2 separate regions of the Homo sapiens genome follow, and region 2 is linked to region 1. A link is a loop called in an ENCODE intact Hi-C map of the cell type or tissue named here. Cell type or tissue: adrenal gland. All regions are shown on one strand. Each heading gives the region's core, and the rest is flanking DNA. Links, peaks and the distances in the headings are about the cores only.

Region 1 (13,993 bases), core at 3,321-5,820:
ATGTCAGATCCAGTCAAGAGTGGCGTTTGAGAGGCGTTACCATCTGCCCTGCACCCCTAAACCCTTCCCGCTGCAGACTGCTGTACTGACACCCTCCTGCCCTTCTCTGGTTTCCAGCTCCAATGGCGTCTATTCTCTATGAATTATTCCTTGATCCCCGCAACTTCTACTCCTTCCATCTGCTTCCACGGCCACGTGATCGCACTTTTCACACTGGATCATGAATATTTGCTTGTGAACTTATCTCCCCAGCTTGACAATAGCTCTATAAGGGCAGAGATTGGCTAAATCTTTTATTAACTTTGTGGACCTACTGTCTTAGGCCAGTTTCCCGTTGCTATAAGGAAATACCCGAGACTAAGCAATTTATAAAGAAGAGAGGTTTAATTGGCTCATGTTTCTGCAGGCTTTACAGGAAGCATGGTGCTGTCATCTGCTCAGCTTCTGGTGAAGCCTCAGGGAGCTTTCAATCATGGTGGAGGGCAAAGGAGGAAGCTGTCATCTCACATGGCCAGAGGAGGAGCAAGAGAGAGCATGGGGGGAGAGGTGCCACATACTTTTAAATGACCAGATCTCGTGAGAACTCACTATGGTGAGGAGAGCACCAAGCCATGCAGGACCCACCCCCATGACCAAGACACCTTCCCACCTCCAACAATGGGGATTACGATTCATTATGAGATTTAGAGGGGATACACATCCAAACCTGCTGTCTAGAATTGTGCTTGCCTTACAGTAAATGCACCACCTGTTTGTTGAATGAATGAGAGAAAGAGGAAGGAATTGGGTGGGGACAGTATAAATGAAAGCAGAGACCAGAGGAAACACAGGCCAGATGTGAAACTTGCTAGAAAGCTCTCATCTTTGCTTCCTGCATACACAGAGAACTTGCTACCCAGACCCTGCCCTGCCCTTTCTTACCTGCCATTCCGAGGTGGGCCCAGTCCAGAGGGTCTAGCACCACCGCTTCCCCAAGACCACTCTGAACTGCACACCTTGATACTAACTTCAATGCCAACCCCCACTCTCTCTCTCTTACCCTGGCTTGAGGCTCTGAGTTTGGCTTAGTTGCTTTGCACCTGTTTCTGTAGCCCACCATCCCCCCACCTCTGCTCCCCATGCTGGTGTACCTCATTTCTCAGCTTAGGGCTCCACAAGGTGGATGGATCCATGATCTCTACATGAAGTGGTGTTGTCCAGCCATTTCAAATAAAACCAGGGCTTGGGAGGTATGCCCTGGCCCAAGGCTGGGGGCAAGCATGGTGGTGGCTTTGTCTGCCTGCCTCCAGGGTAGGATGGCTTCAAGCTCGGAAGCAGAACAGAGATGGAGTTTCCCAACTTAGCCCACATCACCTGAGCCCGAGTGGCCTGCTGAAGTTTCCACCACTTCAGGGACTTCCAAGTAGCCTGATCTAGGCCTGGGGAGGGGCTCCCTTCAGAGCAAGTCCTCTGCCAGGCCCTGGGAGGAAATAGGAGACCCGAGCCAGGTCTGTCCTGATGCACTTGCCCCTCCTCAGACCGGCCTGATGGGCGTCTGTGGGACTCAGGAGCGTCAGGGAATGAGATGTCACTTCCAACATTGCCTCTGGACACTCCTCCACAAGGAGCAGGCCTAGGAGGCCCTGGCAGACCTTTCACACAGACACAGGCAGACAGAAACGCAGCCAACTCACAGTGACAGCATTGGTTCCGGGAATTTTGAAAGTCAAAACCCCAATATTTTTTCACAAGAAAAAGGAACAGATTTTGGCATCTTTGCTTCAGAAACAGGAACTGACCAAGACAGTGACCTCTGATCATCACTTCCTCATTGCACTGCTCAGAAGCGGGTGGGCTCCCTCAGCCCTTTGACTTTCCCCTCAGGGTTCTGGGGGCAGAAGCCCCAGGGCTTTAAGGAACAGCAGAGGAAAGAAGAGAAGGGGAAGGAAAGGCATGGCAGAGGAGAGGGAAGGGAAGGAGAGAGATTTTCTAGGTGGTCAGTCCTTGAGGATTGAGGAGGCCAGGAGCCTGGTGGGGGTGGGGGGAGTTAGGGCCAGGAGGTACTTGGCACCTGGTAGGTCTCAGTGTGGCCTTATTTTTATCTTGTCATGGAAAGAGCATCAGTGTGTGGACCCTTTGAAGCTCACGGTTCATTGCTCCTGTGTCTTGTAGCATTGAAGTACAGCTGTCCACATTCACAGCAGACTTAGCTGTAGCACCTCTGAAAGTTGTTTTTGTTTTTTGTTTTTTGAGATGGAGTCTCATTCTGTCACCCAGGCTGGAGTGAAGTGGCGCGATCTCAGCTCCCTGTAACCTCTGCCTCCCAGGTTCATGCGATTCTCCTGCCTCAGCCTCCTGAGTGGCTGGGATTACAGGTGCCCACCACTATGCCTGGCTAATTTTTTTTTATTTTCAGTAAAGATAGGGTTTCACTATGTTGGCCAGGCTGGTCTCAAACTCCTGACCTCAGGTGGTCCGCTGGCTTTGGACTCCCAAAGTGCTGGGATTACAGGCGTGAGCCACTGCGCCTGGCTGCTCTGCATGTTTTGAGCATCTACTCCATGTCAGATGGGTTGCTGGATGCTGGGTGAATAAGAAACAGATTTTTCCCTTGCAGTGCTTAGCGTCTAATAGAAGGATCTGGTATTTGAATAATAAACATTAAAATAATGAAGCTGAGGATGACAATTGCCAAGAGAGGAGGGAGAGGCTACACTGGGTTGGGGTGGAGCATGAAAGGCATGAGGAAGGAGGTGGCATTTGAAGTGGGCCTTGAAAGGCGGTGGTCATTTGTCAGGTGGAGATGGGAAAGGAGGACCTTCCAGGGAAAAGGAGCCGCCTCAGCAAAGGTGCAGGGGAGAGAAAGTGTGAGTATATCTGGGGAGCTGAGAGTGTGGGGTGCAGGTGGGTACAGAGGAATAATGGGAGAAGTGGCTGGAGCAGGAGGTGAGGTCCACTTTGCAGAGAGCCCTGAGTGCCAGACTGAGGTATGTGGATTTCCTCAGAGGTTCATGGGGAAGCCTTGACCGGCAGTGGCATCATATATCCGTCACCAAGTGCTGCTGGAAGCGCGGAGAAAGGACCGAGGCAATGGGGAGGACTGAGCAGCCAGAACCAGCCATGATGACAACTCAGCCTTTTAGCATGTTTGGCATTGCCAGCCCTCATAGTGCGCAGCGACCTGAAATTGGTCCCATTTACTAGATCTTTGTTCGTTCAAGGTTTTTCCTACAAAACTAAGTTTCAGTTCCCCTGTGAAGTGAGCAAAGAGAATATTGATGGTGCTATCTATGTTCTTGTGTGAAATGACCAGAGCAGGAGTCACTGTGGGCAATCAGAGGCCTTCTTTCTCCTGGACAGGCTATGGAAGGGTGCCAGGGTGGGGAGGGGTTAGGAAGCAGTCAGGGTGGGGAAGGGTTAGGGAGGAGGAGCCAGGGTGGGAAAGGGTTAGGGAGGAGGTGCCAGGGCCAGATGTGCACTGGGCAGAGACCTCTGGATCAAAAGGTCCTTAAGAAGATCAATTGGACCCTCCTCTGGCTCCATGGCTCTGTCCTTAACAGAGCACTTCTCATACGGGGTGCGATGGAACTTCCTCAGCAGTAGGCAGAGAGGGTTGTATTGGTTGTTATTTATTTATTTGAGACAGGGTCTCACTCTGTTGCCCAGGCTGGGGTGCAGTGGCACGCTCATGGCTCACTGCAGCCTCTACCTCCCACGCTCAAGTGATCCCCCCACCTCAGCCTCCCTAGTAGCTGGGACTACAGGCGTGTGCCACCACACCCAGCTAATTTTTAAATTTTTTATAGAGATGGGATTTTGCCATTTGCCCAGGCCGGCCTTGAACTCCTAAGCTCAAGTGATCCTCCTTCCTTGGCCTCCCAAAGTGCTGGGATTACAGGTGTGAGCCACTGTGCCCAGCTCTGTTATTATTATTTTCTTAATAAGCTTTATTTCTCTTCGTAGATTGTAAACTCCTACAGGGCAGAGGTGGTGTTTCCCATAGGTCCTAGTACTCACTAGGCACTAAATAAAAGTGAGCTGAAGGAAAGGATCAGGGTTAGATGCCCCATTATGAGGAGGAGAAGCCTTAGGGGTGATAGCAAACAATACGTTTTATTGTTTTATCATACATCCCCCTGCTGACCCCTCTGTGACTTCTATGAGTGTGACCATGAATCCAACAGACCCTTTGTGGGGGTCTTTGCTGATGGGTCAGCCTCTCTGAACTTCTCTCCTTCCCCCATTTCTTCCATGGGGCATGTTAGCATTTCATCAACTCATTCTATACATATTTATTATCTTCAATTTGTTAGAGATGGTGCTGGGTATGGGAATACAATGGTAAAATTTTCCTTGCTAGTTATGATTTTGGGCGCCACCTGCTGGGCATATGTAGGCACATACACACAAAGTTTTGTGTAAATGTACACATTAAGATGCCAACTAAAACATACAAAGGGAGACACAGCTGTGTACACAGAGTAAAACATATACTTGTTCACAAACAGGCACACATATGTGAAAACATAGAAACACAAATGTAGAAATGTAGGCTCCAGCATAGTACCTCCACCTTAGTAGGAGTCCAGTAAATACTTGCTAGTCTGTAAAAGAAGATGCAGTTCTTTGGATCTACTTCTTCCAGGCTTATTTTTCACCACCCTTTCTAGCCAATTAGACAAGAATGCTGTGTTGTCACTTGCCCCCTTCCTACATTCCTCCCCCCCATTCTATTAATTCTTTTTATTTTTATTTAGTTATTTATTTTGAGACAGGGTCTCACTCTGTCGCCCAGACTGGAGTGCAGTGGTGCGATCAAGGCTCACTGCAATCTCTGCCTCCCAGGCTCAAGTAATCCTCCCATCTCAGCCTCTTGAGTAGCTGGGACCACAGGTGCATGCCAGCATGCCTGGCTAATTTTTTTTTCGTAGACATGGAGTTTCACCATGTTGCCCAGGCTGGTCTCAAACTCCTGGACTCAAGCCATCTGCCTGTCTCGGGCTCCTAAAATGCTGGGATTACAGGCATGAGCCACTGCACCTGGCCTATTAATTCTTTAAGACCTAGCTCAGGCTGGGCGCGGTAGCTCACACCTGTAATCCCAGCACTTTGGGAGGCCGAGGCGGGTGGATCATCTGAGGTCAGGAGCTCAAGATCGGCCTGACCAACATGGTGAAACCCTGTCTCCACTAAAAATACAAAAATTAGCTGGGCCTGGTGGCGGGGACCTGTAATCCCAGCTACTCTGGAGGCTGAAGCAGGAGAAAATCACTTGAACCTGGGAGGCGGAGGTTGCAGTGAGCTGAGATTACGCCATTGCACTCCAGTCTGGACAACAGAGCAAGACTCCTTCTCAAAAACAAAATAAAACAAAACAAAAGAAGACCTAGCTCAGATGCCACCTTCTGCAGGTGCAAGCCTGTAGCAACTCAGATGAACCTTCTACCAGCTAAGGGAATGACTTTCTCTTCTGAACTTTCATAACTTTATGATATTTGTCATTTTACTAACTTGCATTTTGGCTCTTTGGGGATGCGTGTTTTCTCCTTTTCTGGTCTGTAATCTCCTTGAGGGTAGAATTTGTGGTTGACCGATGTTAGTGTTCCCCCATAGTGCCTGGCATGCTGCCTTGTACAAAGGGAGGGGCTCAATAAATATTTGCTAAATAAATGACACAGTTATGGACACAGAGGAACATGAATTTACAGAAATGCACATCTACTTATATACATTTCTCTATCTTTGCAAAAGTTATACACATTTACAAGAAAGCACAGAAAAACATCTCTAGGCCTATAGCTGTGAGTAGACACATCCCTTCAGCTAAGCCCTTTTTAATTTCTGCTGTCTTCATTTCAATTCAGATCTTCATCCTATTTACTTCATCAATTGCCTCTTAATGTGCTTGGTTTGCTAGTTCTTCTCTTTCCACTTTTTCTATTGTCCCCTGGGCTGTACCCTCCTAAAACACCTCTTTGAGGATGTTATTCATCAGCTCAGAATTCTAGCAGTTTTTGCTTCCCTGCATGATAGTGTCTAGAAAAAGCTAAATCTTTTCTTGTCTGCTCTCCCTTTAGGAAAGGGAGTCATAGTTACAACCAGTGAAAATGGTGGATGTGGTCTCTAGAAACATGTGCCAATGCCTGTTAAAAGAAACTTGTATATCTTCCAATCTGATGAGGTGGCTGGTGCCACCTGTTCTCCTTCCTTACTGCCATGAATTTGTTTACAGAGGAGCTGCAGCAGCCATTTTGCAACCATCAGGGAATAACCAAGATGCTGCTCTTGACCTTGAGCAACTGAACAAATGATACTACTTCTAGATTCCTTGTTTATGTAAGAAAAATAAACCTTTGTTTAAGCCACTGCAAGTTGTTTTCTATGACTTGCATCTGGATGTAATCCCAACTCGTGATACTTAAATATCCCACTTCTCCTGATACCCGCAGGACAAAGCCTAATTTCCTCAATCTGATATTGTAGAGTATTTGTGATCTGGCTCCGCTCTACTCATCCAATCATGTTTCCTAGTATTCTTCTTATAGCCACACCCTAGTCCAAGCCTCCATTTTCACCTGTTGTCTAGACAAGTTGATTAACTTCCCAGCTCATCTCTTTGCTTCCACCACAGAACTCCTCCAATCCATCCTTCTCACAGCAGCCAAGAGAGATCCTTTTAAAACATGGTATCTCTTCTGTGCTTAAATCCCTTCAATGGCTTTTTTTTTTTTTCGAGATGGAGTTTCGCTTTTGTTGCCCAGGCTGGAGTGCAATGGCGCGATCTCAGCTAACTGCAACCTCTGCCTCCTGAGTTGAAGTGATTCTCCTGCCTTAGCCTCCCAAGTAGCTGGGATTACAGGCATGCACCACCACACCTGGCTAATTTTGTATTTTTAGTAGAGATAGGGTTTCACTATGTTTGGTCAGGCTGGTCTTGAACTCCTGACCTTGGGTGATCCACCTGCCTCAGGCTCCCAGAGTGCTGGGATTACAGGCATAAGCCACCTGCACCTGGCCTCAATGGCTTTTTATTACACTTTAACTCAAATCTGAACTCCTCAATAAAACTCAGACTCCTACGAGGCTCTGGCAGCCTCAAGATCCGTGGTCTTCAACCCTTGCTGCATATTAGAATCACCTAGGACTATTTCAAAGATTATCAGAGGTTGAGTTTCACACCTAAACATTCTGATTTAATTGCTCTCGGATGGACCTGGGGCACTGATATTTTTGATATATTCCTTGGTAGATTCTAAAGTACAGCCAGGATTGAGGTCCCTGATTTAGACCTTGCCTATTAACTCCATGCTTACCTAGCACCCACATGGTCACTATGCTTTAATCATATTGATTTCTTAATTCCTCAAAATGTGCCAAACTCTTTGCTGCTTCTGAACCTTTGTAGATGTGATTCCTTCTGCCTGGGAGGCTCTTGCCTTTGCTTGCCATAGGTCTGCTTGTTCTTATCTCTAAGACTCAGTTTAAGTGTCTCCTGTCCAGAGAAGCCTCCTCTAACTACTTAATCTAAAATTGTCCCCCATGTCATTCTCTGTTGCAATTTCCTAATTTCTTTCTTGATACTTGCTGCCACTTAAAAATGATATGTTTGTCTTTTAAAATCTTTATCTCATACTAGATTGTTGTCTGCAGAAGAGCAGTTTATAATCTATGTTTTGTAGGGTACCCCTCTTACAATCAGAGCCTCACACATAGTAGGTATGTCAAGAATTGTGAAGGAGTCTGAAATTTACTGTATTTGTAAGTTAACAAGTTAGCTTGCTACCATTTCACGGATGCTGGCAGAAGACAAAAGACTTCTAGGTCAGAGACAAAGGGCTTTATTATTCACAGCATCAGCAGCGGCCGGAGTACAAACATTTGCCCTGGTTCCTGTGCAACTTCCTGAGACTCAAAGAACCAGGGCAAATGTTTGTACTTTGGCCACTGCTGTTTCTGTGAGTAATGAAGAAGTCTGAGTAGCATGTGCCCATGTAGAGGGCTGCATTACAGAAGAGGAACCCTGAGCTTAGGGAACCACGAGCATTCAAAATGGGCACTTTGCCTACTTGAACTTTGTCCTGGGGGAAGACAATATCTTTCTAGCAGTGGACAATACACAAACCTACCCTTTCCTCCACAGGGAGACATAATCTCTATCTTTCACAGCTGTTTACTGTACAAACATTCTTGAAAAGATAGGAACAGAGGTGGTTAGTGCCTTGGCTTGTAAGATATGCAGAAATGGGAGAGACGCGTGGAGAACCCTTTGATCACTCAGGCTTTCTGCCTGGAGGCACTTTTCAGAGCAAGCACAGGAGAGGGGAACCTAACAGAGTTGGGAGTCCTCATTTAGTTGATGTGTTGAGATTGGAAGTCCGCTAGGCTGAGGCAGCTGGAATTTGTGGACAGAGTACTGGAGAGAAGGGAGGTATGCAGAGAAGGAGCTCCAGCAATCTGCATGGGGTTTCCTTGAATTTTGGCAAAACAGTAAGCTGTGCGTGTGTGGGATAAGACTCCGCTAAGCCAGGTGAACAGCTTTTAGCAACACAGCTACCGGGAAGCCATAAGGTGAACAATTTCCAGAGCTCACATCTCATCAGATTGGAAGATGTGCAAGTTTCAACTAGCCAGAGTGGAGTGTGGAGAGACATTCTTGCATGTTTGGAGCATTTAGTAGAGATCTTAGTAGTAAGATATCTTAGTTTTGGCTGCTATAACAAAGTGTCACAAGCTGGGATATAAACAATAGAAATTGTGGCTTATAAGCAATAGAAATTTATTTCTCATAGTTCTGGAGGGTGGAAGTCTGAGATCAGGGTGTCAGCATGGTTGGGTTCCACTGAGGGCCCATCCTGGCTGCAGACAGCTAACTTCTTGTATCCTCATATTGCAGAAAGACAGCAAAATAGCTCTCTGGGGTCCCTTTTATAAGGGCACTAATCCCATTCATCAGGGCTCCACCTTCATAGCCTAATTATGTCCCCAAAGCCCCACTTCCTAACACCATCACTTTGGGAGTTAAGATGTCAACACGTAAATTTTGGGAGGACACAACCATTCAGTCCATTACATAGAGTAAAACTGGCCTGGGTGAAGGTAGAGTAAAACTAACTGGGCGAAGGTACTCTAGATCAGGGTTTCTCAACCTTGGTACTATTTATATTTGTGTGTGTGTGTGTGCTTGAATAATTATTTGTTGTAGAGGGCTTTCCTGTGCGTTGTAGAATGTTTAACAGCATCACTGACTTCTATCCATTAGATACCAGTAGCATGCTCCTAATTGTGACAACCAAAAATATCTCCAGAAATTGACAATATCCCCAGGGTTGGGGTGGGGACAAAATCACACCCAATTTAGAACACTGCTCTAGAACCACCCCAATAAAGCACAGAAACAAGCCTCACAACCATTTAGCTTCTCTGTAAGTAGCTCAATGACCTGACACCCCACTTCTGTGGTGCTTGAGTTTCTTCCTCCTTTGCTCTGCCACAGGGGAGCTCATGCTTGCACCCATCTCTCTCTGGAGGCTCCCATCTTTCCTTAGATTTCAGGCTGTTCAGTTGCATTGCAACCTCAGCTCCTGATAGACTCAAGAAAAGTCAAGAATTTTGTAGATTATCCATTTTTCTCTTGTCATTAAGGTTGGAACAATGCTCTTCCCAGTTTTCTACATCCTAGGCGGAAGAGCTAATCTCCATTAGATACTTCTGCTCTCCTTCAAGTCTCTACCTGCCAGACCCTGGGCCTTTCCCCTTTTCTCCTGCACTCCTCCCAGTGTCTCCTCCTTCCCTGGCCTTCCTCCTTGTAATCTTAGCCTCCTCGCTCTACAGTTCTGAGCAGTCATACTCTGGCCCTAAATGTGCCCTCCATCCAGTTAAACAACAGCTTGTCTCCTTAGAGCATAGCTGGACCCTATCCTGTGTCACTTGAGCATCTGTTGTTATCCTCAGCAGTGTGCCTCAACCACCTGCCCATACCTCCGCCCAACCAGCTTCTCGGAGTGTTCTTTCCATTGCTCATTCTGCTCCTTGGAAGGAGTGCTGAGAAATGCAGTTATCTCCTTTCTGTTACGCACACATATGAGAATGTCTGTGCCTGAGGCCTGCCTCCATGGCAGGACCTGAAGGTTCCTCGCCCACAGCACTTCAGCTGGGATTGTTTGATGAGCTTCTTCCCTTCTATTTTGGTCCTTAAAGTGCTTTCTCTGTCAATGGTATTAGCTTCGTCACCTTAAAACAGACACATGACATTCACTTTTATGTTTTTAGTTGTTTTTTATTACAGAAAGGGCGGTGAGTATGTGTGTGTTTCAACACAGCAGTTATTTATTAATTGACCAATTTTTCTTTTGCTGTGATTTATTTTATTTATTGGTATTAATAACTTAAGATCTTTCCACATATCTGGCCTATTTACAGTAAGTGTTCCCTAGGGAAGCTGACTGTTATCACCCATGGTAAGAATTGCGGGATACAAGGATGAAATATTGTGGGTCTTCTGGGAGGAACAGTGACCAAAAATTTGAGATCAGTGGTGAGGACACAATTGACTGAGAAAGGTGGAGAATGACGTTGTGGACAGTCTCTCTTGGCATTAACTGCTCTGGTGGGGGAGCACTTAACCCTGAGGTAGGGAAGGATCAAGATGCTGGGTACCAGTTGAAGGTGCTCCAGAAGATGCTTTTAAGGTGGAATGAGTGGGTAGTATTCTATGTCCTTCAACTTTGCCCCGGGGGGAAGATTTTAAAAGTCATTGAAGAGAAAGGGCTCTAGTGAAATTAAAAGAATCGGGCCACCCTTTGGAAAATTAATAGAGCCATAAATGCTAAGGGGTGCCTTTTCTCGACCGCGGCGGGCGTTGGTGGCAGGGCTGACTTGGGCCGCGCTGGGTGACAGTAGAGTGGTGGCGCGGGAGCGCGAGGAAATCCAGTGACTCCTGAGCTGCCCAGGATGTGGGCCGCCCGCTAGGGGGCAGCATTCTGCTGAAGAACACCCAGAGATGCTCCACCCTGGAGCATCTGGCCATGACAACTCATACATGGCCCATGACATACCCCCTGGCCATGACTACCTCAGAATTCCCAGATAGAATGGGTTAGGGGCCAGCAACAGTTAACTACTTTCAATGTTTTGGTAATTTCCTTCTAGTTTTTTTTTTACCTTTTTTTTTTTTTTTTTTAAATAAATAGATATGAATTTATTATGTATAAGATTTTGCGTTCTACTTTTGATACATATTTTCCCCCATGTCACAAAAAATTATTTGTGACTTTTTTTTTTTTTTTGAGACAGAATCTCACTCTGCTGCCGAGGCTGGAGTGCAGTGGCATGATCTCGGCTCACTGCAACCTCTGCATCCTGGGTTCAAGCAACTCTTCTGCCTCGGCCTCCTGAGTAGCTGGGACTACAGGTGTGGGCCACCATGCCCGGCTAATTTTTTTATTTTTAGTAGAGACAGGGTTTCACTGTGTTGGCCAGGCTGGTCTTGAACTCCTGACCTCAGGTGATCCACCTGCCTCGGCTTCCCAAAGCGCTTGGATTACAAGGCATGAGCCACCGCACCCGGCCTGTGACATCATTATTAATGACTGCCTACTTTTACATCATACCAATATAACATAATTCTCTGTTGAATGTTTGTGGATTCAATTTGTTTGCTATTGTAAATTATGCTAAAATGAAAATCTTTGTGCATAAATCTTTAAGATTATTTTGTAGTATAGATGTCTTCAGAACTACTAAATCCGTATGTATAAATATTTTTCAAGGTTTTTAAATATATTGTCAGATTGATTTTTAGTAGTTCTAACAATTTTCAGTGCTAGCAGCAATACATAAGGAGTGCTCATCTCTCCTAATATCTCTGGTTGTGACTAGTATCATAGGCAAAAATATATTTTCTAATTTGATAGTGTTAAATTAAGTTTGGCCTAGAGCCTGTCTTTTTTTTTTCTTCTTTTTTTTTTTGAGACGGAGTCTCACTCCATCACCCAGGCTGTAGTATGCAGTGGCGTGATCTCAGCTCACTGCAAACTCCGTCTCCCGAGTTCAAACGATTCTCGCGCTTCAGCCTCCCAAGTAGCCAAGACTACAGGTGCACACCACCATGCCCAGCTAATTTTTGTTTTATGGAATTACAGGTGCGTGCCACCATGCTTGGCTAATTTTTGTATTGTTAGTAGAGACAGGGTTTTGCTATGTTGGCCAGGCTGGTCTCTAACTCCTGACCTCAAGCGATCCGCCCACATTGGCCTTCCAAAGTGCTGGGATTACAGGCATGAGCCACTGTGCCTGGCCCTGGACCCTGTCTTTGTACATTGAGTTTCTATGTAATGATCTGTGACCTAACTTAGTAGGTACTAAAATCTAACTACTATACTTTTTCTAACAGATAGCTGGGTTTCAGCGAGTCACAAGCAGCTGAACTTCAGCCTATCATAGGTTGACAGCTGACCAGACCACGTCCAAATAAAGCAAATGCCTAGCTGTAATTAATCAAGCTATTTTTTTAAGTTACTTCCCTGTTCTAAAGTACTCACTGCCCACATTACAAAGGGAGCTCTCTGAACCTCTTCTGGTTCTGAGTGCTGCCTGATTAATGAATTGTTCTTTGCTAAAATAAGTTCTGTTAAATTTAATTTGTCAAAAGTTTTTCTTTTGACAATAAGTTAAAAAAATGTGTTAGGGGTCTGACTGGGGAGTAACAAGGCAGCTGCCATGCATCTGGGTTTGCTTAGTGAATGCAGTGTTTGTACTCAGCTGGCATGCTTCTATGAGATGGCCTTGGGGCACTGCCACTGTCCCCCACCCAAGTGACATAATGCAAATAAAACATGTTCCATAAAATATAAAGACAATTTAAATATACACTCCATTTATAGAGCAGCTGTGTTCCTGTGAAGCCGTCCTTTCAATGTTCAGTCCTCTTGTTAAGATGTCATATGCATATTGCTAGGTGAGGTAGTGAGGAGGGTGCTGATGCTGCTCCTGCTTTCAGGAGAGGACACAGGATAAGGAGCTCCATGGTGAGAGATGCTCCATTGGAATGTAGACCCCTTTGAGCTGGAGTTTTATTCACTGCTGATTTCCTTGTGGCTAGAAAGATGCCTGGCACACAGTAGGAGCATAACAAATATTTGTTGAATCAGTGAAACTGTAGTGACTCACATTGTAAAGCAATTCATCCTTTTATATTGCAGATTAAATCTCCATTTTCTCTGTTTTGTAAGCTTGATTTCAATGTTGGACTTGAAAAAAGTCTGGGCCCCATTGTCGTGTGAGCCAAGCGGTGTTTGCTTTCAAGGCAAGGACAGAGGAGAGAAAGAGGAGGAAAAAGTTAACTTCTGGGGAATATACTCATCTGCCAATGACAGGATATGATATAGAAACAAGTCTTTTGTCTCCAAAATCTCCATCAGTGCCCACCATCCAGAGCGGGTCAACTGGATTGACCAAAATAAAATCTCGGATGATGAGAAATTTCTCATATGTTAATTGTGGAATCAAAGCTTCATTTGTGGCTCCTGCTCCCACACTGGGCTGCTGCTTTTCAGGATGAGCATTTGGGTTCAAAGTTAGGAAGGAGTGAGGGTGCGCCCATGATGACCTGAGAGCTGACTGGAGGGACTGATGAAGGGGTAGTCCAGCACAGGGCCTGCATGGTCTCTGTTTTCTGAACTCTTGCTGCCTGACTTCCCGAGGCAGTGGGAGAAGATGGGACTGATTTCTGTGCAGCTGGGGCTGAAGGCTGGCTGACGGTCACCGGGCGGGTAGTCAGTGGAGGCTGCTAGAACTGGAGCAGAAGGAACTTTCTCTCAGTGTATTTCTCCAATTTGGCACCAGATGGCAACACCTCCCTTCAAATGAAACCAAAGTCTCCAGATTCAATAACAAAACCGTTACTTATTCTGAGGACATTGAGCAACCCTGCAGGATTTGGGTCTGGATTTGGGGAGGGGGCTTGACCACCTTGATGATCATGGAGCTAAGCTAGTTCTAGATCCTGTCTCCATCC
Region 2 (2,500 bases), core at 1-2,500, 260 kb before region 1:
GCTATAGCCTTCTTTAGTTTATTTGAACATTCTGCCTATATTTACTGAATGCGCTTACTCTGCCGGTTGCTTTTCTAAGTCTTGGAATATAGGAGCAGTGAACAAGATGTGCCAAAATCCTGTGCTTGTGGAGCTTCCATTATAGTGGGGGGAGACACAGTAAGCAAAGTAAAACATAGTATGTTAGGTGGTGATAAGTGCTGTGGAGAAAAATAAAGAGGGTAAGTTGTTAGTAGGGCAAGGGGGAGGACATGCAGTTTTTAAAAGGGTGGTCAGAAAGATCTCTCTGAAAAGGTGACTTATGGGGTTGGGTAAAGACCTGAAGAAGGTGAGGGTATAAGCCACGTGGATACCTGGAGAAGATCATTCTAGGCAGAGGGAACATGGCTGTGCCTGGGAGGTTTCAGGATAGCTCCTGAGCCAGGATCACGCCACTGCACTCCAGCCTGAGTGACAAAGCAAGAGCCTAGCTCAAAAAGGAAAAAAAACAGAATGGGCCGGGTGTGGTGGCTCACGCCTGTAATCCCAGCACTTTGGGAGGCCAAGGTTGGTGGATCACCTGAGGTCAGGAGTTCGAGACCAGCCTGGCCAACATGGCAAAACCCAGTCTCTATGAAAAATACAAAAATTAGCTGGGCGTGGTGGCGTGCACCTGTAGTCCCAACTACTCAGGAGGCTGAGACAGGAGAATGGCTTGAACCTGAGAGGCAGAGGTTGCAGTGAGCCGAGATTGCACCACTGCACTCCAGCCAGGGCAACAGAGCGAGATTCCGTCTCAAAAAAAAAAAAAAAAAAAAAAAAAAGAACGTAGGATTTTACACTGTGACTGTTAAATTATTAAACCTGAATAAACATTGGAGGAAAAGTTACAATTTATAACAATTAATGGGATGAGATAATGAGATTATAGGTAACTTCAATTCTATAAACTTTTACAATATTATAAAGGGAAATACGGAATTAATTTAAAATTAAGATGGTTGGTATTCCTGTTTTCAGATGATACTGTTCAAAAACTTTGCTGTAGTTTTGAATCACTGCATGCTTGGACAAACAAATACAATCCCTTCAAAAATACTCTCACATTAGTCCTGTCGAAACATGAATTTACTTTCAAGCCATTTTTGGAGATCCTTGGTAGAAAGAGTTTTTACATTTTTGCATTCAAGAAGAAATTTTTGCATTTCAAGGAGAAAATATGGTGAGCTCACAGAATGATATAAAGGAGTATCTAACATTCTCCATCCAGTTCAAACCATGATTCTTGTTAGCCTTTTGATCTTGATAGTAGAGCCCCTGTTTGCCTCTCTGACTCCTCTGAGTCTCTGTTTTGAGTGTGTTGTATTTCTAAATGTAGGCCAACATCTTACTGACCAAACTTTCTCTTTAAATGGGCTGTTGTTTTTAAGCAATAGTTGATTGGGAGGGTGGGGTGTGAGTTGTGGAATACTTAAAAGCCAGGGCTCTGGACTTGAGAAAGGCCTGAGTTTGAAAACTTGACTTGCTTTTCACTATTTGATCAAAGGCAAGTTATTCTCTCTCCAGTGTTTTCCTCTGAAAAATGGGAATAGTAATATCTTCATAGGGTTGCTGTCAGAATTAAGTGAAGTAATGCATGTGAAATGTTTGACATGATACTGACACTTCACAAGGGTTAAATAGATATTAGCTGCTGTTGGTTTATAACATTAATATCCATGGTGGCTGAGACTGTGGCAATGTTATTCATTGTGTATTTCTAGTGTAGAGCAAGTGATCAGTAATAAATGTTGAATGAATGAATACGTTACAGAAAACAGGCCATGGTTCATTCCCATTTACTGTACTGTGTCAGAAGAAATAGAAGCCAAGTTTACTTTAATGCTTCTTTTTATTGACCTGTTCATCTAGTGCTTGCCTGGTGGGAGTAGCATTGAGGTTTTCAATATCTAATCTTTATAATATGCCCTGTCAATTATAGGTAAATTTAGATTTCTTTGAGACAAGAATCAGCGGACTGATCACTGTATTTGGGCAAGAGGTTTCCTTCTTTGTCTGTAAAAGGAAAAGGCTGGGTTTGAATTATGCTTTCTGACTTTAAATTTTTATTTTTCTTAGTTAGAATTTAACATAAAAGGAGGATTTTTATTGGCTTATAACTCTTAGCTCCTTATTTTAATTTACAGGTTATTTTGGATTACTCTATATATTTGTCACTGTAGGTTTATTCCTTTCAGATAAAAAAACCAGAGATCCCCCCCACCTTTTTTTAAAGCAGCTTTATTGAGATATAATTTACATAGCATACAAGTTGCCCATTTAAAGGGTACAATTTAGGGTTTTTTAGTGTATTCACAGATATATGCAACTACCACCACAGTTAATTTTAGAGCATTTTTTTAATCACCTCAAATGGATACCTATGTACCTTTTAACTGTTACCTCCCTAGCCCCCAAGCCCCCACCTGAAGCAACCATTAACCTACCTTCTGTCTCTGCGGTTCCCTCTTCTGACTTTGCT

The links. Peaks named below come from ENCODE experiments on the same cell type or tissue, not always from the same donor. Only the 100,000 strongest peaks of a DNase experiment are listed, where the experiment ranks them.
Region 2: a loop joins it to region 1, with 4 times the contacts of the local background. A loop is called at or near these places in 64 of 110 quality-filtered maps.

The regions. Positions count from the first base shown.
Region 1 is chr2:42,086,470-42,100,462 of GRCh38, reverse strand. It overlaps LOC105374531 (a long non-coding RNA gene), which reads left to right and starts at 2,670. Exons shown (of 2, transcript XR_940001.1): 1 at 2,670-2,846. RefSeq lists a silencer at 722-811 and enhancers at 932-991, 1,182-1,501, 13,854-13,913. In adrenal gland, for the core only: a CTCF peak has its summit at 4,362 (motif pointing left); a DNase peak (open chromatin) is centred at 4,232; H3K27ac peaks cover 168 bases.
Region 2 is chr2:42,354,021-42,356,520 of GRCh38, reverse strand. All of the region lies in intron 1 of COX7A2L (cytochrome c oxidase subunit 7A2 like), which reads left to right. Among named protein-coding and RNA genes, the nearest start is that of COX7A2L, 5.9 kb to the left of the region's middle. In adrenal gland, for the core only: no CTCF peak of the experiment used is centred there; no DNase peak of the experiment used is centred there.